Regions from separate parts of the Homo sapiens genome. Here region 1 is linked to region 2. The links are chromatin loops, found by intact Hi-C in ENCODE. Cell type or tissue: Caco-2. All regions are shown on one strand. Links, peaks and the distances in the headings refer to the core of each region. The heading gives the core; the rest is flanking DNA.

Evidence for each region. A loop is a pair of places that touch in the nucleus more often than their neighbours do. Peaks named below come from ENCODE experiments on the same cell type or tissue, not always from the same donor. Only the 100,000 strongest peaks of a DNase experiment are listed, where the experiment ranks them.
Region 1: a loop joins it to region 2, with 2.0 times the contacts of the local background. A loop is called at or near these places in 2 of 110 quality-filtered maps.

What each region holds. Positions count from the first base shown.
Region 1 is chr5:96,030,374-96,042,365 of GRCh38, forward strand. All of the region lies in intron 1 of LOC101929710 (a long non-coding RNA gene), which reads left to right. All of the region lies in intron 2 of LOC105379096 (a long non-coding RNA gene), which reads right to left. It also overlaps a transcript of CAST not described here. Among named protein-coding and RNA genes, the nearest start is that of MIR583, 43 kb to the right of the region's middle. In Caco-2, for the core only: no CTCF peak of the experiment used is centred there; no DNase peak of the experiment used is centred there.
Region 2 is chr5:95,980,848-95,992,839 of GRCh38, forward strand. All of the region lies in intron 1 of LOC101929710 (a long non-coding RNA gene), which reads left to right. LOC105379096 (a long non-coding RNA gene) reads right to left here. Exons shown (of 4, transcript XR_001742447.2): 3 at 7,251-7,340; 4 at 5,419-5,507. It also overlaps a transcript of CAST not described here. Among named protein-coding and RNA genes, the nearest start is that of ELL2, 25 kb to the left of the region's middle. RefSeq lists an enhancer at 6,218-6,512. In Caco-2, for the core only: no CTCF peak of the experiment used is centred there; a DNase peak (open chromatin) is centred at 6,294.

The sequences.
Region 1 (11,992 bases), core at 2,735-10,734, 50 kb after region 2:
ATGATAGGGGTAGACCTAGGGAAATGCTTCTCTTCTGCGCATGAGATTTATGAAATAGCCAGCAATGAACTTGCCTGTCGGGCAGTAGCCTGGAGGCCTATGCTTGGTCAACCTCATTTAGGTTAATGACTGGTAGGGATAGGCTCATGAAAAGCTGGGAGTTAGGCTGTAAGTATGGACAGCAAGCAAGCAATATTATTTGCAGCCCCTTTAAAAAATTTAGTACAGGCTGGAAAGAGCATAAGAATACCAGATGCCTGGGGATGAGGGTAAGGGGGAAGAGGTTACTCTTCATCACCTCTTCTCCACACCTATTCTGGGATTTGCCATAGTAAAGAGCTAGATGCTATTACCTGGCCTTAGCCCTAATACTTTCAAAAACCATTTTTGGGCTATGTACAGTAGCTCATGCCTGTAATCCTAGCATTTTGGGAGGCCCAAAAGGAGGATTACTTGAGGCCAGGAGTTGAAAACCAGTCTGTTAAACATAAAGAGACCTTGTCTCTATAAATAAGCAAACAAATAAAACATGTGTGCTCTTATCTCACCTGTCCAAGTTTACTCAATTAGAACTTGTAAGAATATTAACGTATTGTACTATATTGCTTTGATGGATTGGAGCTAAAAATAATTGTAAAATGCTTGGCAAAAATTAAGCCCAAATGAGTGTACCATGATAATATTTGGTATCCCTATAACACAATGAAAACTTACGTATCATGTGGTGATACTATTTGCCATATTTCCACTTTGTTGTTAATTACTTCCTTGGAAATATTTTATATGGATAAATATTTATCAGATTTAATAAACTTTCTTCAGCCCAATTATAGACTTTTTCTTTTCCCAGAACATGACCAAAAAAAAAAAAAAAAAAGGAAAAATGTCTATCTACCTTGGATAGAGGAAGATTAAATTCCATTTATCTTCTCTTTTTCTAGTCTTCTGGTGGTAATTAACAGATGGTCCTTGTTTTCTATTTGATAGACCAATGAGCAAACATGAGCTTTATCTCTAGTGTGCAGAAGTAGTTTGTCATCTAATGCTTTATGTCATGACAACATTGAACTTAATTTACAAAACCACTTTTGCCCGCTTGGTAGATTATTTTATTTCTCAGTCACACTGGTTCAAACATCAAATCCATAAAGATACTTTTCTTCACTTTGTAGTGGAAGTTACCTCGAACTGCTATTTTGGTTTTATTTTCAGAACGAGTCCTTAATAAAACAAATTAAAAAGTTAATAATATTTGGAAAGTGTAGCAAAAATCTTGCTTTTTCCTGCCTCTTGTGACTATGGTCTATATCAATGTAAATAACAATAGAGGCAAATGTCTACTGTTTTTGTTTTGTTTTTCTTCATCTGTATGATAGAAACCTATACTAGTTATATATTGGTGTGTAACCGATTACTACAACAATTAGTGGCTTAAAAAAACCAACATGCATTATTTCATAGTTTCTGTGGATCAGGAATTTGGGAGTAGATCAGCTGGGGGACTCTGACTCAGGATGTCTCATAAGGTTGGAATCAAGACATCAGCTAGGACTGCAGTCATCTCAAGGTTTGACTGGGGCTGAGGGACCTGCTTCCAATATGGCTTATTGCCGTGACTTGTTATTTTACCATGTGGGCCTTTCTGTGGAATTGCTCAAGTGTCCCCACCACATGGTAACTGGTTTCCCCCAGAGTGAGTGCCCTAACCTTTGAAGTCACATTCCATCACTCTTTCTGTATTTTACTGGTGATACAGACCAATCCTGATACAATGTGAGAGGACAAATAGCAGAGCATGAATAACAGGAGGCAGGATCACTGAGAGCCAGCCTGGAGACTAGCTACCACAAATGGGATTGTATTTGGAATACTCAGTAACTAGGGTTGAAGCCAAAATGCACCTAGGAAAAGTTGTGTCATTTGAGTTCTTGAATGCTTCTTAGCTTTTGAGATATATATGGGCTACCATTTGAGGCAATGGTAAAAAAAAGTTGGACTTGGAAGCCAAAAAGATCAGTTCAGTTCTAGGCCCTTACTACCTGTGGAGGAGATTTGATTTAAATCTGGCTATCTCAGTTTGTTTTTCTTTAGAATAGAGGAATTAATACACACCTATCTATGCTTAATAGATTGTGGTACAAGAGAAAAAGTCTTAGTTCTAAGATAATGCCAGGCATACAGGAGCTAAAAAATGCTAGTTTCCTTTCCCCTTTCCTTCAAGATATCCAAGCAGAATTTTCCAAACATTGTGCCACGAAATACCACTTTGCCATTCCTCCAAAACCCCTAGGTCTGTTGCCTCTGGCTGAGAGTGCCTCCCTCAAATGTGCCAGACAAATATTCATATCCTATATATTTATCATTGTGAAAAACTTTATATACCACTTCTCTAAAGGAGGATTTCTTTAAAATAGCCACTAGAAATTAATGTAGGACTAGAGGTCCTAGCCAGAGCAATTAGGCAAGAGAAAGAAATAAAAGGCCTCTAAATTGGAAAGAAAGAAGTTAAATTGTTCCTGTCTGCAGATGCCATGACCTCATGTATAGAAAACCCTAAAGGCACCACCAAAAAACTGTTAGCACTAATAAGCAAATTCAGTAAAGTTGCAGGATACACATCAACATACAAAAATAGTAGCATTTCTATACTCTAACAGCAAACTATCTGAAAAAGAAATGAAGAAAACTATCCCATTTATAATACAAGTATCTACAAAAAATACTCAGGAATAAATTTAACTAAGGAGATGAAAGATCTCTACACTAAAAGTTATAAAATATTGATGAAGGAAATTGAAGAGGACACAAATAACTGTAAGGATATCCCATGTTGATAGACTTGGGGAATTAAGTTGTTAAAATGTCCATACTACCCAAAGAGATCAACGTAATCCCTATAAAAATACCAATGACATTCTTCACAGAAATAAAAAAAAATTATGAAACCACAAAAATTCTGAATAGCCAAAGAAATCTTGAACAAAAAGTGTAGAGGTAGAGGTATCATACTACCAGACTTCAAAATATACTACAAAGGTATGGTAACCAAAACAGCATGCTACTGACATAAAAACAAACATATTGACCAGTGAAATGGAATAGAAGGCCCCCAAGTAAATCCACACATATACAGACAATGATTTCCAACAAAGATACCAAGAACAAACAATAGGGAAAGGGCAATCTCTTCAAGAAATGGTGCTGGGAAAAGTAGATATTCACATGCAGAAGAATCACATTAGATCTGCATCTCATACCATATAAAAAAATCAAATCAGAGTGGATTAAAGACTTAAACATAAGACCTCAAACTATGAAACTACTAGAAGAAAATAGAGTTGAAAAAGCTCCATGACATTGGTCTGTGCAATGATTTTTTTAGACATGACCCCAAAAGCATCAGCAACAAAAGTGAAAATAGACAAATGGGATTACATGAAATTAAAAAGTTTCTATGTGGCAAAGGAAACAAACAACAGATTGAAGAGACAACCTACATAATGGGAGAAAATATTAGCAAACTATGTATCTGATAAGGGGTTACTATCCAAAATAAAGAAATAATTCAAACAACCGAATAACAAGAAAACAAATCACCCAATTAAAAAATGCAGAAGCTGGATACAGTGGCATGTGCCTGTAGTCCCAGCTACTGGGGATGCTGAGGCAGGAGGATTGCTTGAGCCCAGGAGTTTGAGGCCAGCCTGGACAACACAGTGAGACCCTGTTTCTAAATAAATAATAAATTTTAAAAAATAAGTGGGCAAAGTACCCCAATAGACATTTCTCAAAACAAGACATACAAATGACCAACAGGTATATGAAAAATGCTCACTATCATTTATCATCAGGGAAATGCAAATTAAAATCACAGTGAGATATCATCACCTCACGTCTGTTAGAGTGGCTACTATAAAAATGAGAAAAGATAACTAGTGTTGATGAGGATGTGGAGAAAAAGGAACTCTCACACACTGTTGGTGGGAAGATAAATTAGTACAGCCATTATGGAAAACAGTATGGAGGTTTCTCAAATTAAACATAGAACTACCATAAGATCCAGCAATCCCACTACTGGGTATATATCATACACACACACACACACACACACACACACACACACACACACACACATATGTGTGTGTGTATGCATCCATTATATATTCCATTATATATATATATAATGGAATGCCTAAACTAATCTAACTCACATATGCATTACCTAACATAGTTTTTTTTCTTTTTTGGTGAGAACCCTACATCCACTCTCTTAGCATTTTTCAAGAATACAATATACTGTTAACAATAGTCACCCTGCTGTACAATAGATCTCTTCAACATATTCCTCCTATCTAAATGAAATTTTGTATCCATTAACCAGCATCTCCCCAACACCCACTCCAACCACCCCGACCCCTGATAACCACATTCTACTCTCTACTTTTATAAGATTAACATTTTTAGTTTTCACATATAACTGAGGTCATGTGGTATTTGTCTTTCTATGCCTGGCTTAATACATACATTTAATGTCTCTAGGTTCATCCATGTTGTCACAAATGATAGAGCTTCCTTCTTTTGTATGGCTGAGTAGTATTCCATTGTGTTTATATGCTACATTTTTCTTCATCCGTTCATTCAATGATGGACATTTAAGTTGTATTTAAGTATATATATATATATATATATATTTAAGTATATATATATATATATATTTAAGTATATATATACTTCAAGATATATATAATATTTTATATATTATATATACTTATTTTATATATACTTCAAAATATATATTTTGAAGTATATATATAAAATAAGTATATATAAAAAATATATTTAAGTATATATATATACTTCAAAACAGTATGTTGTACACAGTAAATACATACAGTTTTTTCCATTAATTAAAATTTTTTTAAATAATTGATATAGTAAAAATATAGCAACAAGGAAACACATCATAATCAGGTACTCTGTCTAATTATGATTACCTCTTCCTAAGAGAACTGTTTCAACGCAATTATGAGAAAGTACCTAGCAACATCTTAGAACAGTCTTCCCAAAACTGTCTGATCCCCAAAGCAAAGGTTCTGACCTAAATTATAATCTCCAAGGGATGGAGCTGGGAATCTGTATTTTTAACAAGGAATCCTAAAATTCTTGTGATTAGGGAAGTCTAGAAAATACTACATCTGGTGAATTTATCTCTGGAAGGTGTAATATGGGGAGTGTAAAGAGTGGAATGGGGGGAATTGGGGTGGGATGAAGGTGGGAGGAATTAGGTACCTAGAAAAAATAAAAGGGAATGTTGAGAATTTCTCACTTAGAAATTCTGGCATTGTCACTGATTTAGCATTTCCAGGTCCGTGTGTGTCTGTGTGTTTGTGTGTGTGTGTGTGTGTAAAGCAGGGGGTGGAGCCGCTACCAGTCTGTGGATACTATATTTGCAATTCATTCCGTGTAACTAGTATGTAGGATGTGCGCACTGTGTTTAGGACCTCTTAATATGGAAGTGGCTTCCCCATCCCTGCTCAGCTACTTTGGTATGATGAACTAGGCAAAACAGCTCTCTTTGCCTACTCTGCATTTGAAAATATTACTCTATCTGGAATTCAAATGCCTACCATGTCTGGGCATGAAAGGCAGAGTGAAACTGATTGGTTTAGGAAGATAGGGAAGATCTCCAAGTTTATTTTCAGTTAAAAAAAAAAAGAGAGAGAGAAAAAGCAGGATGTATAATATATTTTACCTTTGTAAAAAGGGGAGAAATAAGACTATCAATGCATTTTTTTTTGGAATTTTCCTAAAGAGACAATAGAAGAATACACAAGAAACTAATATAAGAGATGACCTTGAGAGAGGTGGGAGTGAGACTATTTACTGTACAGTAAACACTTTTTTAAAAAAGATTTTGAACTAAATGAATTTATTCCCTTTTTAAGAAAATAAAAACAAAATATAACAATATGCAGGCCACACCAGATAAGACTATGGACTGAATTTGGCCCATAAACTGCCATTTGAGACCTCTATATTATACATATCCCTGTACTTAAACCAGTGAAGTCTGAATCATTGTTAATTCATTCAGTAAACATTTACTGAGTACCTCCTGAGGTCCAATCTACATGTTTAGGTGCCAGGGCACTATCACTGCCCTGAAGGAGTCTCTGTCTCTAGACTCTCTAGTGGCCTTGCTTGGTGAATATTTAAAAACGTATTATTTTTATTGCTTAGGAAACTTTAATTGATAACTGTTTTCAAGCTGAATCTCTAGTGAATAGGTAAGACTTGGTTGCAGATTAGCAATACCTGTTTGTATATACACAATTAATATTTAAGACCATACAAATATTTTGATCTTAACTATTTTGAAATAAGCCCTTCTTAGTCTTGTTTGCCCTGTTAATTTGTTAGGCCAATACTTATGTTCATTATCCCAAGATAAACTTAAACCCAAGCCAAGTCAAATAATTGCAAATTCTAGACAAAACAAATATGTATTAATGAAATTTAAATGTATTTGTAAATAAAATGTCTGAGAGCAAACTGTTCTCAATGATAGGGAGGAAATATGAATAAAGAGAGGAGAGTCAGGAATAAAATGGAAATCTGATCTACCTTCCCTTGTGGAAAAAATAGATGTGACCTAGCCTCTTTGAATCTGGTAATCTAGTCTTGACACTAATAATCTTATCTCTTCTGGAGCCATATTTTGGCTTCTTTCCCCACAATCCCCACCACATTAACTCCCGGAAATGTACAGTGCATGTAGAAAAGCAATGACTTCTTCCCTGTGGTAGAATGGAGACCTGTGTTCCCCAATCCCATGTAAAGGTGCCAATAGAAGTTTAGATTGGCTCAGATGTAGAAATACATTTCCTACCATGACGCTGGGAAACATTTCAGGTTTCTGTGTTCTTAAAGACTCTGCTGCCTGAAAATTCTGTTCAAAAGTCTACTTTGCTATGACTAATTGTTAGGCAAGCAGCAGAGTTACTCAAGACAAATATTACTGGTATTGAACTGACATTAATATCTTTAGAAAGCCTAACTATCTGTGTGGGGCAACATTTTTAATCAGAATGTCACCTGAAGGCCTCCAGAAGTTAAATAACTTTATTATGTGAGAAGAAAAAGATTCATTAACATTTTGCCATGTATGTGTGGATAAATGATTCTTTCTGGGCAATGAAACAAGAATGCCAACACTATATATGTTTAATAAAACTTGTGCTAGGTTGGCAGTTAATATTATATCTAGTAGATTTTTGCATCTGTTTCAGTTGTCTTCTGTGACATCACAAAAACCCCAACATTTAGTGGCTTAAAACAATTCACTGCTGTTGCTCATGGCTCTGTAGGTTGACCAGGCTCAACTCAGCTTGGAGTTCTTGTTTGGGAACTCTCATATGGTGGTGGTTTGATGGTGGCTGGGGCTAGAGTAATCTGAAGGCTTGCCTGGGGTGGATATCTAAGATGGCTTCCTGATGCACATCTTTGGCTCATCTTCTGGAATGACTGGAAGAGCCAGAGGTTGGTATCTTTCTCTGTCCACATGGCCTTTTCACATGACTATCTTCAGATTCATCGCAATGTTACAGTGTAACTGTGGAGTAGTTAGAGTTTTTATGAGAGCAGTTTCCTCCAGAGTGAGAATTCAAGAGACCTTGGCAGAAGCTGCAAGACTTTCTATGACCTAGCTTTGAAGGTCATGCATCCTCAGTTTTGTTGCATTCTATTTGTCAAAAAGCTAGTCATACATAGGAGCCAACTGAAAGAGCTCCCAATGGCCAAAGCTGGAACAATTTCAGCAACAAAAAAATAAAGTAGTGTTAGATTATAGCCCAAAGTATGGGCTAGGAATCTTTGCACAAATGATCAAATAAATGAATAAATAAATGGATGAGAATAGACAAACATCCCTTGAAGAATTTAAATGTTTTATGTAGATATTGCATCCTCATGGAGGGGAAGCATAAATACCCATTCCTTTTTTTTAAAAATTATTATACTTTAAGTTCTGGGTTACATGTGAAGAATGTGCAGTTTTGTTACATAGGTATACACGTGCCATGGTAGTTTGCTGCACCCATCAATTTGTCACCGACATTAGGTATTTCTCCTAATGTTATCCCTCCTGTAGCCCCCCCACCCCCCGCAGGCCCTGGTGTGTGATATTCCCCTCCCTGTGTCCATGTGTTCTCATTGTTCAACTCCCACTTATGAGTGAGAACATGCGGTGTTTGCTTTTCTGATCTTGTAATACTTTGCTGAGAGTGATGGTTTCCAGCTTCATCCATGTCCCTGCAAAGGACATGAACTCATCCTTTTTTATGGCTGCATAGTATGCCATGGTGTATATGTGCCACATTTTCTTAATCCAGTCTATCATTGATGGACATCTGGGTTGGTTCCAAGCCTTTGCTATTGTGAATAGTGCTGCAGAAAACATAAGTGTGCACATGTCTTTGTCATAGAATGATTTATAATCCTTTGGGTATATGCCCAGTAATGAGATTGCTGGGTCAAATGGTATTTCTAGTTCTAGATCCTTGAGGAATCACCACACTGTCTTCCACAATGGTTGAACTAATTTACATCCCCACCAACAGTGTAAAAGTGTTCCTATTTTTCCACAACCTTTCCAGCATCTGTTGTTTCCTGATATTTTAATGATCACCATTCTGAGTGGCATGAGATGGTATCTCATTGTGGTTTTGATTTGCATTTCTCTAATGACCAGTGATGATGAACATTTTTTCATATATCTGTTGGCTGCATAAATGTCTTCTTTTGCGAAGTGTCTTTTTATATCCTTTGCCCATTTTTTTGATGGGGTTGTTTGCTTTTTTCTTGTAAACTTGTTTAAATTCTTTGTAGATTCTGGGTATTAGCCCTTTGTCAGATGGATAGATTGCAAAAATTTTCTCCCATTCTGTAGGTTGTCCGTTCATGCTGATGATAGTTTCTTTTGCTATGCAGAAGCTCTTTAGTTTAATTAGATCCAGTTTGTCAATTTTGGCTTTTGTTGCCATTGCTTTTGGTGTTTTAGTCATGAAGTCTTTGCCCATGCCTATGTCCTGAATGTTATTGCCCAGGTTTTCTTCTATGATTTTTATGGTCCTAGGTCTTACGTTTAAGTCTTTTATCCATCTTGAGTGATTTTTGCATAAGGTGTGAGGAAGGGGTCCAGTTTCAGTTTTTTGCATATGGCTAGCCAGTTTTCCCAACACCATTTATTAAACAGGGAATCTTTTCCCTATTGCTTGTGTGTGTCAAGTTTGTCAAAGATCAGATGGTGCTAGATGTGTGGTCTTATTTCTGAGGCCTCTATTCTGTTCCATTGGTTTATATATCTGTTTTGATACCAGTATCATGCTGTTTTGGTTACTGTAGTCTTGTAGTATAGTTTGAAGTCAGGTAGCGTGATGCCTCCAGCATTGTTCTTCTTGCCCAGGATTATCTTGGCTATGCAGGCTCTTTTTTGGTTTCATATGAAGTTTAAAGTAGTTTTTTCCAATTCTGTGGAGAAAGTCAGTCATAGCTTGATGGGGATAGCATGAATCTATAAATTACTTTGGGCAGTAAGGCCATTTTCATGATATTGATCCTTCCTATCCATGAGCATGGAATGTTTTTACATTTGTTTGTGTCCTCTCTTATTTCCTTGAGTAGTGGTTTGTAGTTCTCCTTGAAGAGATCCTTCACATCCCTTGTAAGTTGGATTCCTAGGTATTTTATTCTCTTAGTAGCAATTGTGAATAGGAGTTCACTCATGATTTGGCTCTCTGTTTGTCTGTTATTGGTGTATAGGAATGCTTGTGATTTTTGCACATTGATTTTGTATCCTGAGACTTTGCTGAAGTTGCTTATCAGCTTGAGGAGATTTTGGGCTGGGACGATCGGGTTTTCTAAATATACAATCATGTCATCTGCAAACAGAGACAATTTGACTTCCTCTTTTCCTATTTGAATACCTTGTATTGCTTTCTTTTGCCTGACTGCCCTGGCCAGGACTTTCAATACTATGTTGAATAGGAGTGGTGAGAGAGGGCATCCTTGTCTTGTGCCAGTTTTCAAAGGGAGTGCTTCCAGGTTTTGCCCATTCAGTATGATATTGGCTGTAGGTTTGTCCTAAATAGCTCTTTTTATTTTGAGATACCTTCCATCGATACCTAGTTTATTGAGAGTTTTTAGCATGAAGGGCTGTTAAATTTTGTCAAAGGCCTTTTCTGCATCTATTGAGATAATCATGTGGTTTTTGTCATTGATTCTGTTTATGTGATGGATTACGTTTATTGATTTGCATATGTTGAACCAGCCTTGCATCCCAGGGAGGAAGCCAATTTGATCATGGCGAATAAGATTTTGATGTGCTTCTGAATTCGGTTTGCCAGTATTTTATTGAGATTTTTGCATCGATGTTCATCAGGGATATTGGCCTAAAATTCTCTTTTTTTGTTGTGTCTCTGCTAGGCTTTGGTATCAGGATGTTGCTGACCTCATAAAATGAGTTAGGCAGGATTCCCTCTTTTTCTATTGATCGGAATAGTCTCAGAAGGAATGCTACCAGCTCTTCTTTGTACCTCTTGTAGAATTCGGCTGTGAATCCTTCTGGTCCTGGACATTTTTGGTTGGTAGGCTATTAATTATTGCCTCAATTTCAGAACCTGTTATTGGTCTATTCAGAGATTCAACGTCTTCCTGGTTTAGTCTTGGGAGGCATAAATACCCATTCCTTAAGTGTGGGTTGCTTATAGTAACTTCCTTCTTAAGAGTACAGTATGGGGTTGGGGGTGAAAAAGAGTACTGCTGCCACAGATCAAGGCCATTATCAACAGTGATAAATCATATTGACAGTATATATTCTTGATTAGAGTCATAAAAATGACCCTTTATTTTTATGGTCCTCCTCCCCAAAACTCATAACCCTAGTCTAATCATGAGAAAAACATCAGACAAGTTCTGATAGGGGACATCCAACAAATACTTGACCAGTACTCCTAAAAATTGTCAAGGTTATTAAAAACAAAGAAGGTCTATCTGAGAACCTGTCATAGCCAAGAGAAGTCTAAGGAAACATGACAAGTAAATGTAGTGTGATAGTCTAGATAAGATACAGGAACAAAAAACAATATTAGACAAAAAACTACATAAATCTAAATAAACTACTGTGGACCTTAGTTATTAATAATGTATAAATATGAGTTCACTAACTATAATAAATGTACCACACAGTTGTAAGATGATAATTATAGGAGAAATTGAGTGAAGGAATACATGGGATCTCTCTGTACTATGGCCTAATTTTTTTCTAAAACTATTATAAAAAAAAAAGTCTGTTAGAAAAGATAGTCATAGGGCCAGCCCAGATTTGAGGGCAGGTTGTGAATAGTAGGAGGCATGGTTCTCTGGGGGACGATCTACAATAGTACCCATTTTACTGATTTTCTTCTGAGAATCTACCTTTCTACCCCTCCTCCCAGTTGATATGGCTGGAGCCTCACCCTTTAGTTCCAGAGGTAGAGCCAGTGACTCCTCTCTCTCACCGCAATGGGGGATTTGCCTCTCCTTTGCCACACGATAGTTTCAGAGGTGAGCAGGGACTTAAGACAGGGAAATCAAAGTAATTTTCGGTCTGCTGGAAAAGTCCTTCTGGCCTTGAACTTGAGTATACAAGAGGTGGGAGCTGCTTCCTCTTATTTTACCATCAGGAGGGAGGAACTTGGAGGTGCCAGGGCCCACTAAATAGAGTCTGAGAAAGAAGCCAACAAAATCAGGTAACTGGGTGGGATACAGCCAAAAGTTAGAAAAAAGCTGTGGGACATTATAGAGCCCAGAATCCAGCCCTGTTTGGAAGAGCTCTACCTCTAGAGATTTCCTAGTTATGCAAGCCAATAGTCTTTTTGAGGGTCTTAAGTCAGTTTGATTTGACATTTTTTTCTTGGTCTCTTGCAATGGAAAAAGTTCCCAAATGATAGAACAA
Region 2 (11,992 bases), core at 2,143-10,142:
AGTGCCACCTCTATGCCAAACATGCTAGATCAGAGGCAGGTAAGAGACTCCCTCCTGCCCACCAATACCCATGAACATGCCATGGTGCTGCCAGTCTGAGACAGGAATAGCTGCCACCATGCCTCACCCTGAGATGTCACAGGGAGCAATACAACCTCCTTTTGAGGCTGGAGGTCAGCAAAAATTGTTGGTGAGGACAGGCTGGAAAAGGCCTATGGGACCCAAAGTACAAGGGTACAGGGAAGTGGGGCAGCTGAGAACCCCACCCCAGCAAAGCAGGGAAGTGGGCTGGTTGGTGAGCTGAGGCTCCAAGCACCCTGTGTATACTCTGTTGTCTCATTGGATTTCACTTATAAAACACAAACTCAAAAATAAAATTATTAAGAATTTCAAGGTAGAATATTAAACCTCATGGGGTAAAGGAGTTTTCTGACCACGTATCCTGTGTGACTGAACTGGTTGTACACCACTGAGCAGGCCCTGGGCCTCCAGAACAACTTCTGCCCCTAAAATGAAGAAACTTTTTTTGTTTTGTGGCAGGATGAGAAATACTTGAATATCACTTTTATTTCTTGTATAACAATGCTTCTAAAGTTTAATGTGCATATGAATCATCTGAGATTCTTGTTAAAATGCAGATTCTAATTTAGTAGGTCTGAGGTGGGACCTGAGGTTTTGCATTTCCAAGTTCCCAACTGATGCCAAAGCTGATCTGGAAACCACCTATCCCTTAAAAAGCATTTTGTGGCCCAGCGCAGTGGCTCACGCCTGTAATCCCAGCACTTTGGCAGGCCGAGGCGGGCGGATCACGTGGTCAAGAGATCGAGACCTTCCTGGCCAACATAGTGAAACCCCATCTCTACTAAAAGTACAAAAAATTAGCTGGGCATGGTGGCATGCGCCGGTAGTCCCAGCTACTCAGGAGGCTGAGGTAGGAGAATCACTTGAACCCGGGAGGTGGAGGTTGCAGTGAGCCGACATCGCACCACTGCACTCCAGCCTGGCAACAGAGCGAGACTCCATTTGAAAGAAAAGAAAAAAAAGCATTTTATTTGGAAATAATTATAGACTAACAAGAAGTTGGAAAAATAGTACATAATTTCCATGTATCCTTCACTCAACTCCCAGAGAAGGCATGTCAGGCATCTCCCTTTCCCTGTGCTCACCACCAATGCAAACCCATGGTTTTGATATTGCATTACAGTTCGATTACATATTATACTGTATTACATATAAGATGTAATACATTTTATATGTAATATAAAATATAAAATAAGCATTTTACTGTATTACATATGAGATGTAATACAGTATAATATGTAATCGAACTGTAATGCAATATCAAAACCAAGAAGTTAACATCAGTCCAATACTATTTTTTATCACTCCCCTCTGGGATCCAAGCTCTAATACTGTTAACTACAGACCTGATTCCATTTTCACCATTTTCTACTTGTATTCAATTGTGTGTGTGTGTGTGTGTGTGTAGTTATATGCAATTTTATTCCATGTATAGATTTGTGTAACCACTAGCACAATCAAAATATAGAACTGTTCTATCACCACAGAGGAAATTCTCTTGTGCTGTTGCTTTATTGAGGGTCCCCAAGGATGTATACAAACCTAAGGGTTAAAGATATTACTCTTAACCACTGTGTGATGTTGGCCAAGTGACTTATCATCTCCAGGCCTGTTTTCTTATCTGTAAATTGGTAGTAATTATAGGGCCTAACTTAATGGGTTGTTGGGCATGTAAAATGCAGAGAATAGTGCCTCGCAGAGTGTGTGTTCATTGTCAATTAATAGTATCATTCACATTAGGACTTGGCTGGCTTTGGGTGCAAATTGCACCAAATTTTGCTTCATATCCAGACTATGATCCCAACATATTTTACATTTGACATTTATAGATTTTTAAAGATAAAGGTTCTTTCATTCAGAATTCTGAAATAATTGATATTCCACCTAATTTTACATTAGTAGTAGGATTACTTTTTAAGTTTTAAAAAATTAATTTATAAAGACAAATGCCCAAGATATTTTTTACAACATTATTTATAATGATCAAAAAGCGTGAAAATAATTCGGTTATTCATTTGGAAATATGTTCAGTTCTATACCATGAAAATGAAAGAATGAGGCAATTCTATATATGTTCACTAAGATGCCCCAAGATGTATTAAGTTAAAAATAAACAAATTTTGTAAATAAAAGCAGCCAGACACAAGAAAATACATATGGTATGGTTCTATTTACTTAAACTCTAATAACAGGCAAAGTTATAGTGCTTAATGATGTGTGCTTAGGCAATAAAATTAATAAGAACAACAACAAGTTGATGACTCTAAAAGTCAGGATACTGGAAACCTCTGAGAGAGAGGGTGAGAGGGGGTAGTGATTAGAAGTCCTGAAGAGGGCTGGCAGTACTCTGCTTTTTAACCTGAGTGGTTGTTGCAAGAGGGCTCACTTTGTTGTTTTGTACACTTACCTATGCATATATTAGATTTCACAATAAAAAGTATTTGAAAGCACATTTCATAACTCTGTTAGGCATAGTCTATATATATTTGTAGAAAAATTCACAAAAGATCCACACACACACAAAGACACAACTATGGGCATTTTTTTATTACTTTTGGGTTATGGGAATGTGGGGTAGGGAAAAATTTCACTTTGCATTTTACAATTTGCATTTTGTCCATAATCGTGTTACTTTAAAATACGCCATCAAATATTGTATGTGAATACAGATTACTCCATTTTTATGTGCTTCTGTATTATTTGAATTTTCTTCATAATCACATGTTACTTTAAAAATATTCTTTCAAAATTTGCATATGTATTCATATGTGTGTACATATTTATATATGCTTGGAGGTTTTAGAATAATACTTCAACAGTGGTCACCTCTAAGGGGTGCACCTGGGGATAATGCATTAAGAGAAGGGGGAACATTTTCTTTTCAGACTTCTAATTTGCTTGAATATTTTCTTTTACAATAAACATGCTGATTTTTAATTTACAGCATACACCAAAAGTGGTATATAACATATTTCAGCAGATTTTGTCTTGCAGACAGAATAGATTTGGAGGGGTAAAAATGGGCTCATTTAAAAATGTAGATCCTAGGGGAAGGCTTTATAGGAAAAAATACCCTAGAATGCAAACCTATACTCCTGCCCCAACATACATGCCAGAGTCTCTGATAATGGGCTAACCTGATGAAATCTTTGAAATTAAACCATCAAGGCAGGAATCCTCAACACTAAGTACAGCTCCTGGTCTGTGGAAAGTATTCAAGAATTATTTGTTGAATTTATTGGAAAACAGAGTAGTGTTTAAAAATTTGACCTACTTTTCACTGCTTGTTGAGGCTGGAGGTGTTTTTCTTAGTGTGAGGTTTGAGAGGCATGCAACATGATTGATGAATGAAAGTAGCTAATTTTTGGAGAAAATAAAGTAAAATTCATTTACTTTAAATTTTACTTTCGCCTTTTAGGTCAGTTAGTATTTTCATCTGCTTTTTAAAAGCAGATGATACTTTTCAAGTTGTTGATTAACAGTGATACTCTATCCTAATTATCCTGTGAAGCTTACAGTAAGTGACCTAAAATTCAATGGGAATGACTCAGCCAGACAAGAAAAAGTCACTGGAAGACCAAATCTACTACAGGGAAATAGCACTGGTATTAATCAAAGGTCTAATACTGAAACTCTCTGAGAAATCCAAGTAGATTCTACACTTTGTTGCTGATAATTAGACATTCCCAACAAATAATAATCAATAATATATATTTTTTGGCAGCAGAGGCAGAGATACAGAAGTGAGCTTCTCACCAAAATAGAGTGTCTTTGGAACAATGTCCAGCACTGGTATGACACTGCACTACCCTAAACAGTAGTAACTAGATACAAGTACTGAGTACTTGAAATGTGGCTAGTTTGAATCAAGATGTCTTGTGTCAAATATAAATCAGACATTGAACACCTACTTTGAAAAAGAGATAGTATCAAAATATTAATGTTTTTATATTGATTACGTGTTGAATATTTTTATTCATAAAATATTAATGCTTTTATATTGATTATATGTTGAATGATATTTTGAATATACTGAGATAAAGAGCATTATTAAAGCCAAAAGTGGTTTCTAAAAAATTTATAGTTACCTATATGGCTGAAGGCCAGACATAGTGGCTCACATCCTGTAATCCCAGCACTTTGGGAGTTCAAGGAGGGAGGTTCCCTTGAGGCCAGGAGTTTGAGACCAACCTGGGCAACATTGCAAGACCCCATTTCTACACAAAATTTTTAAAATTAGCTGGGTGTAGTAGCCTGCACCTGTAGTCTTAGCTATTTAGGAGACGGAGGCAGGAGGATCACTTGAGCCCAGGAGTTCAAGGCTGCAGTGAGCTGTGTTTGTGCCACTGTACTCCAGCCTGGGCAACAGATTAAGACCTTGTCTCTAAAAGAAACAACAAGAAAAAAGAAATAAAATTACCTATGTGGCTTATGTTTGTGACTCCTTTATGTTTCTATTAATGCCAGTAAAGAAGATTTGAATAGAAGCAAACCAAGAGTCAGCATTTTAATTTCCCTTACTTTCCAGAAGGGGGAAAAGAATTCCAGCAAGTGGAAATGCTCTGCTCAAAGGCACAAACCTGGTTGGAAAGAAGTGAGGAGTTGAGCTTTCATCTTTTGAGTCTGTGTCTCACGTTCCCTAAGTTACATAGCTGGCCCCTGATGGAAAATTCAAGGCCAGAGAAACAGACTTCCTTAGGACATTTACACATTGGACACCATGTTTCTTTAACCTTTTAAGATACAGTCAGTGATAATTTTAAGAATGTTCTGGGGATTTGCAATAGGATTGAAAGTAGATAGGAGTTAGGGGACTTTAATGTTCTATTTAATACCTCAGTGTTATTTTTAAACCTTGGGCACGTATTACTATTAAAGAAAAACTGGCCTAGGGGTTGGGAAAGCAGATTTAAAAGAAACTGTGGCTTGAAATTCAAATCTGGAGATATTTGAAGTGGCTTTTTCTGCCGTTATTTTCTTTGACATCTCTAAACACCCTCAGCTAATTCTTACTGCTCTCTTTGGGTTTTTTACTTTTTACATTACTAAAGCAAAATCAACTGGTACAAACTAATTTTTGAATCTGCAGCTGTAGCTCAAAAAACCTGTTTTTCCTACTTTTGCAAGCAGCAGACTCCTAAGAATGACTGGTGATTTTGTTTTAAAAGAATTTAAGTCCTGCTTTCTAAAGGGCACTTGCCAACAGAGTAGATGTTTCTATGTGAAGCTATTTGCTACCATCATACTTGAGATTTTTTTGCTTATGGCTTTCAGTGCTGTTACTTCTAAAGGCAGATTCTTGAACACAGGTTCGTTAGCTTCAGAACATACGCAGTCTCCTCATGGTAGCAGCTGTGCTGAGTTCCTGAATGGAGAGATGATTTCCACAGTACATTTTATAGCCACACATCATTCCTGAGGACAATCTAAAACACAAATTATTTTTATTTTTACTCCTTTATCATATAAGAGAAAGAAATACTTAGCTAGTCTGAGTGATAATGTTTATAGCAGCATATTCTATTTTTGTGGCAGTTTCTTTCAAGCACTCTCGCCTAACCTAAGAGGGACAAATGTAGGTTGCCTGTACTTAACAGGACCCTTGGAGTACATATGGATATGGTATAAATTCCTCTTTTTAACTTTTTGTCAGTATTTTCATCTTCTCTTCTTACTTAATCACTTTCAAGGCTTTTCAGCTGCTGAAACAAAAAATAAGCCTGTCCTAGAGGCTGATATCGTCTTCTGGAGCCACCTTTCTGAGAAAAGTGCAAAGGTTCTGAAGGGATTTTTAAATTTGATTTCTTAAAGAGTTATTTTTCACAGTTAGATATCTGAGCTCACCTAGAAGCTGAGTAGCCTCAGTAATCTTGAGTTCCCAAATCTACTTTTATTCATTTCACATTCATGATTGTAAGCATCTATTATGTGCCAGGGTAGGGTTATATCCATTGTAAGTAACCTTGGCAGAGTAAAAAATGCTGCACAGAGGCCTGTGGACCACTCCTAAGGACCTTTGGAGTGGCAGAAAGGAGATGGAGAGGATGAAGCAGACAAGCCTGGACAGCTGAGTGTTCCCACCTCTAGAAATAGTGAAGTACTGCACAGTCATAGCCTGTCTGCCCTTGGGCTTCTGATTGCTGCCTGGGACTTTAAATCCCTGAGCTGAGCTTTCCTGACCTTCGGACCCTTGCTGCCCCCACAGCTCCAGAAGCTGGAGCATTTATCTATAACTCAACACCTGGGCCCCAGTCTCAGCTCTAATACAAACACCAGCTCTGTGACCTCACCTTAGCTTAGAGTAGCCTCTCTTGGTTTCATACTTTGATCTGTAAAACAAAGGAGTGTGACCCTTTCTTTTTTTTCTCTCTCTCTCTTTCAGCACTAACCTGTTAACCATGCTTGAGAGAAGAGGTAGAACCTCATCACAACTACCTTTTGGAAATAGTTTTCCTGTACTAGAATAGGGGGCGTCAGTCAACCTGATGATGTTGTACAGGGAAATTTCGGAGATATGCACGTGCCTAGGCGCTGCCTCCAACCAATTAAACAAAAATTTCTGGGGAGTGGGACCTGGGGATGAGTATTTTTGAAGAGCACACCAACTAGTACACAGCCAGTGTTGAGAACCACAGGTTGTGTAAAAGCATCAGGCCTTGAGAGGGACAGATGTAGATGTAATATCCAGAATTTACTACTTATTAGTTGTAAATCTGTGGACAAGTCACTTAGTCTCTCTGAGCCTTAGTTTCTCTATCTGTAAAATTGGGACCAAATTGTATCTTCCTCAAAGGTAGCCATGTGGCACACAGTAGATACTCAATGAATTGTAATTGAGATGGGTCTATTGCTGTGCTGTCCAATATGATAGCCATTAGCTATACGTGACTATTTAAAAGTTAGATAAAGGTAAAAATTTGGTTCCCCAATTGCACTAGCCACATTTAAAGTGCTCAGCAGCCATATGTGACTAGTGGCTACCATATTGGACAGCAGAGATATCAAATGTTTCCTTCATTGCAGAAAGTTCTAGAGACTAGAAAGTGCTGATCTACATTCTACAGGATCTACTTTACTAAGATCCAAGTTTATTAAGGGAAAATTTATCTTTAACTCTGTTCTAGAAAATCCACTACATTAGCTTTTGTCAGGTAAGTAGCAAGACTTACGGCTTGGGCAGAAAAGTAAAGGAAATCCAGGAATCATCCCTTGTGTGGAGACATTTTTGCTTGTTTCTATATACCTATAAATGAGTTTACCTAGAAGTAAACAAGCAAGTGGGAACATGTAATCGATTCTACAAATAATGATCTTTTCTCCCTTCCCTCCCACCAGTTCTGGGGCTACACTTACCATTTAATCCATTTGTTAAAGTGGAACATTAACTTCTTTCTGCCCTATTTGTTCCTACCACAGGCAGTATACAATGAAGCTGCCGGTATGTGTGTGTGTGTGCGTGAGTGTGTGTGATCAAGAGAAAGGGGTACAAGGTGAAAGAAGGAGCTGGCAATGATAAGGGAAGTCCCTAAATAAGTGTCTGTAACTGAGAAAATAAAAGTCATACATAGAACATGTTTGATGATTTTATTATCTGTAATATTTATTTCAGATATTTTGACAGCTCTTTTATTCAAAAAAACTCCTTAGTATTATTTTGATTTACCCATAGTGGAGACTCTGAAGTCAGATGGTCTGAGTGCAAACCATGCTCCAGTATTTGCTATAGCTAACTGATGTTGGATGGGTTTCTTTACCTTTCTAAGTCTCAGTCTTTCCATTTGCAAAATAGGGATAAATGTTGGTAACCACACCTCATAAGGTTATTGCAAAGATTAAGTGACAGAATACGCATAAACTCTTTAGAATAGAATCTGACACCCGATAAATGCTCAGTGAATTTTTAAAAAATTGTTTAGAAAGGACATTTTATCATCAGCAAACAGATGATATGACACTTTTAACTTCAGCAAGTAGAAGAAAATATACATTCCTCATAGGAATTTTGAAGCTATTTAAAAAACGTAATGCTCTTGTTTCTTTGTCATATCTTTTGGAACGAGTGGGCCTGTTTTTAAAAGAACATTTATAGTTCCTATGTTACATAAATGTTCCACTTGTGCTACTGTACTTGTTTAGTTAAGCACAGGCCTAGCAGCTGGGGAAGTGTCAAAGTCTAAAAAGCAAGGGATTGTTGATTTGAGGTACCCTGTGTTAAAAATTGCTAATATAACTAAGCCGCCTTAAAAACAAGGAAGGTAGTTGTTCTTGATGGAAAAGAGACAACCTCTTAAATTCACTTTATATTTGTTTTGTCTTCCTGCAATAATGTTTCTGTTGGCAAAGTTACTTTATTATTATTTTTTTAAATCTGAGAGCATGATATATCTTTTGGGTTTTTAATTATTTAGATGTTTCACACTCTTTTGTTTTGTTATGCACTGTGACAGTGTGACATGCCTAAAGGACCAAGGACCAGCTCCCCAGTGAGTAGAAAGTGCTGTCATTTATTTTTAGAAAGGAAGCCGTATTGGTTCATATAAGCTGCTTTCCCAGCTGAAATAACATAGCAGATTGGTGCTGTTTGAACACTGCTAATTGCTGAACATTCTTAAACTAGTAAATAGGCCTGATTACCTGGACTCCAAACAGTAAGTCAAACAGACCAGATCACTTTTGATAAGAACACTCTATTAACCTTATATATTCCCATTGGATTATCTTCCAGGGATATGAAATGTTAAGTTATAAATGTCTTCTTTTTTTTTAATTTAGAAAGACTTTAGGAAAAATTGTTTGGGATATTTGAAGGTAAGTTAAAGATCATTATGTCCAATGTATGATTTAGTAGATAATTATCAGGTACTATACCATTAGCTGAGAGGTCAACAGTAAAGATGAACCCATTCAGAACAGAAAGTCCTGATTTACAAGATCTTGTTGTACCCTGCCATGTCTGTTTGGGTAACTGCAAGCAAACAGTAATAACTCTAACAAGGAAACAGTGAGCTTTTAATAAATAAAATGTAACATGAGTTCTTTATTAGACCCTTAAATCTCAAAACTAGAAAGCTTTTTAGAATAAAATTCCACTTCTACTCACCCTTTGAAATATTCACTGGAAACACAACTCTAAGATTCCTTCCATTTTCCAGATTCTAGAGCATTCATGTTAAAAATAAGCTTGAAATATTTTATTTAATAATTTAAAAATTATTTTAATTAAATCTTGCTGATGTGAACCATGTCTGTTCCCTTAAGCCTAGAAATGGAGTCTGGAACACAGCAAAAATGACCAAAATATAGTATCATGTCCAGAGTCAGGAAATGTCAGTTTTAGAGAATTGCCAACTTGCTTTGTGAGCTCACTTAGTTTAAAGGAAGTTTCCTTATCAATAGGAGATATAGGGAGTTTAAACAATTTGATGAGGAAGTTTCCTTATCAATAAAGTATAGGGGCAAACTAGTATTCTGAAGTTTTTTCTTTTCTGGATCAAAAATTCAATAATAAGGTTTGTTTTTATAATATTAAAAATATCTTACTGTTTTCTTGGCTTACTATTGAAAAATAGTAGAAAGAAGAAAAAGGAAACATCTACAGTCCCACCAGTCACCTTTAAAATTATTATATTATCTTCTAGTCTTTTTGTTCTACACTTAAAAGAAATTAGAGTTGAGCTCATACAGCATATTATATATGCTTAACATTATAATGTCAAAAACTTTTTATAAACATTTAAAAATGATTATGTGAATATAAGCATTTATCTTCTTATTGGATATTTTACATAGTATCATTTAAAAAATTAATTAATTTTTTATCTTTATTTTTAGAGATGGTGTCTCACTGTCACCCAGGCTAGAATGCAGTGGTGTGATCATAGCTCACTATAGCCTTGAACTTCAGGGCTCAAGTGATACTCCCACCTCAGCCACCCAAAGCACTAGGATTACAGGTGTGAGCCACCACACCGAGCCCATTTTAGAAAAGTATTATAAGCAATGCTTTTGTGAAAATATTTGTACTTAAGGGTCACTCTTCCTTCTAACTCTAATTAGTGTTTTCTCCACAGGAGAGAGTCCCAGAAGTGGAAATACTAGGTGAAATATATGAATAGTTTAAAGGTTCTTGTGCATTTGCTTTCCAAAAAAGTTAACTGTATTACCATCAAAAATTTATTGCTGCACAGAAAGATGCCCACTTTGCCACAACAAGGACATTGGATAATTTTCATAAAGAATTAAATATATGGTTCTCCTATGCTTGGTCTCTTAAGATTTGAAATTTTAACCAAGTATGAAGACATCAATTCCATATAGTCTATTCCTTTCACACAGAGAAAAGCTTTGTTTCACGATCACAGGCTGTGTGTCTACCAGCTGTTAGTGAACTTTAAGATTGCAGGTTGGCTTAGCACAGATTGTTATGATGACCATACTCTAAAGGTATTTTAAGGATAATAAATTTGTCTGTTTTTTCCAGGCTAGTTAATGGGTACAAACATACAGTTTGATAGAAGAAATACATTCTAATGTTCAGAGTAGAGTGACTATAGTTAACAACAAGTTTTGTTTTTTTTTTTTTTTTTTTTTTTTTGAGACAAAGGTCTCACTCTGTCACCCAGGCTAGAGTGTAATGGTGTGATCTGGGCACACTGTAACCTCTGCCTCCAGGGCTCAAGCGAGTCTCCTACCTCAGCCTCCTGAGTAGCTGGGATTATAGGCACGTGCCACTGCTCCCGGTTAATTTTTGTATTTTTAGTGGAGACGGGATCTCACCATGTTGGCCAGGCTGGTCTCGAACTTCTGAGCTCAAGTTAGTCACCCGCCTCAGCCTCCCAAAGTGCTGGGAATACAGGTGTGAGCCACCGTACCTGGCCAACAATATATTTTATATTTCAAAATTGCTAGAACAGAGGACTTGAAATGTGTCCAACCCACAGAAATTATAAATACTCAAATACCTGACTTAATCACTACTTATTCTATGTGTGTAACAAAATATCACTTGTACTCCATAAATATGTACAAATACTATGTTTCAATATTTTTAAAAAAGTATTTGAGGCAATGTTGGGCTCTATTTTCAGTAACAGATGAATTAGATCTCACTGAACTAACCTTCTGCAGGTAAGAACTATAGACTCTGGGAAATGACATTAATAATATGCAGCAGCTACTTAAAGGTTCAGAAGAGTGAGCAGAAGCATATGGATCTTGACGAGAAATCCATGCTTGGAGGAGGCAAGGGAAATTAAAGAAAATTCTAAAGAGAATTCTCTAAATGGATTTTATGGATTGGAAAACTCCGTGTTATTAAAATGACAATTGTCCTCCCAACCGATACATAGAATCATTTCAATTCCAATCAAAATCCTAGCAAGCATATAAAAAAGAAATTGACTTTAACATTATCAGTGATGTTATGTGGATATCAGGTGTCTCCTGATATTATGTGATGAGAGGGGTACTTCTCTATGCTTTTTTTTTTTTTCCTTGAAAACCCATGGGCCTAGTCTAATCATGAGAAAAACATCAGATAAACCAAACTGGGGGACATTGCACAAAATACGTGATCAATACTCTTCAAGATTGTTAAGGTCATGCATGAAAAACAAGGAAAGGCTGAGAACTGACACAGACCAGGAGATTGGAGAGACAGGATGACTAAATGCAATGTGATATTCTAGATTAGATCTTGGAACAGAAAGAAGACATTCATGGAAAACTGGTGAAATCCAAATAAAGTATTTAGTTTAGTTAATAGTGATAATGCCAATGTTGGTTTCTTAGTTTTGACAGATGTACCACAGTAATGTAAGATAATAATATTAGGAGAAACTAAAACTGGGTGAGGGGTATGTGAGAACTATACCACTTTCACAAATTTTCTGCAAATCTAAAATTATTCCAA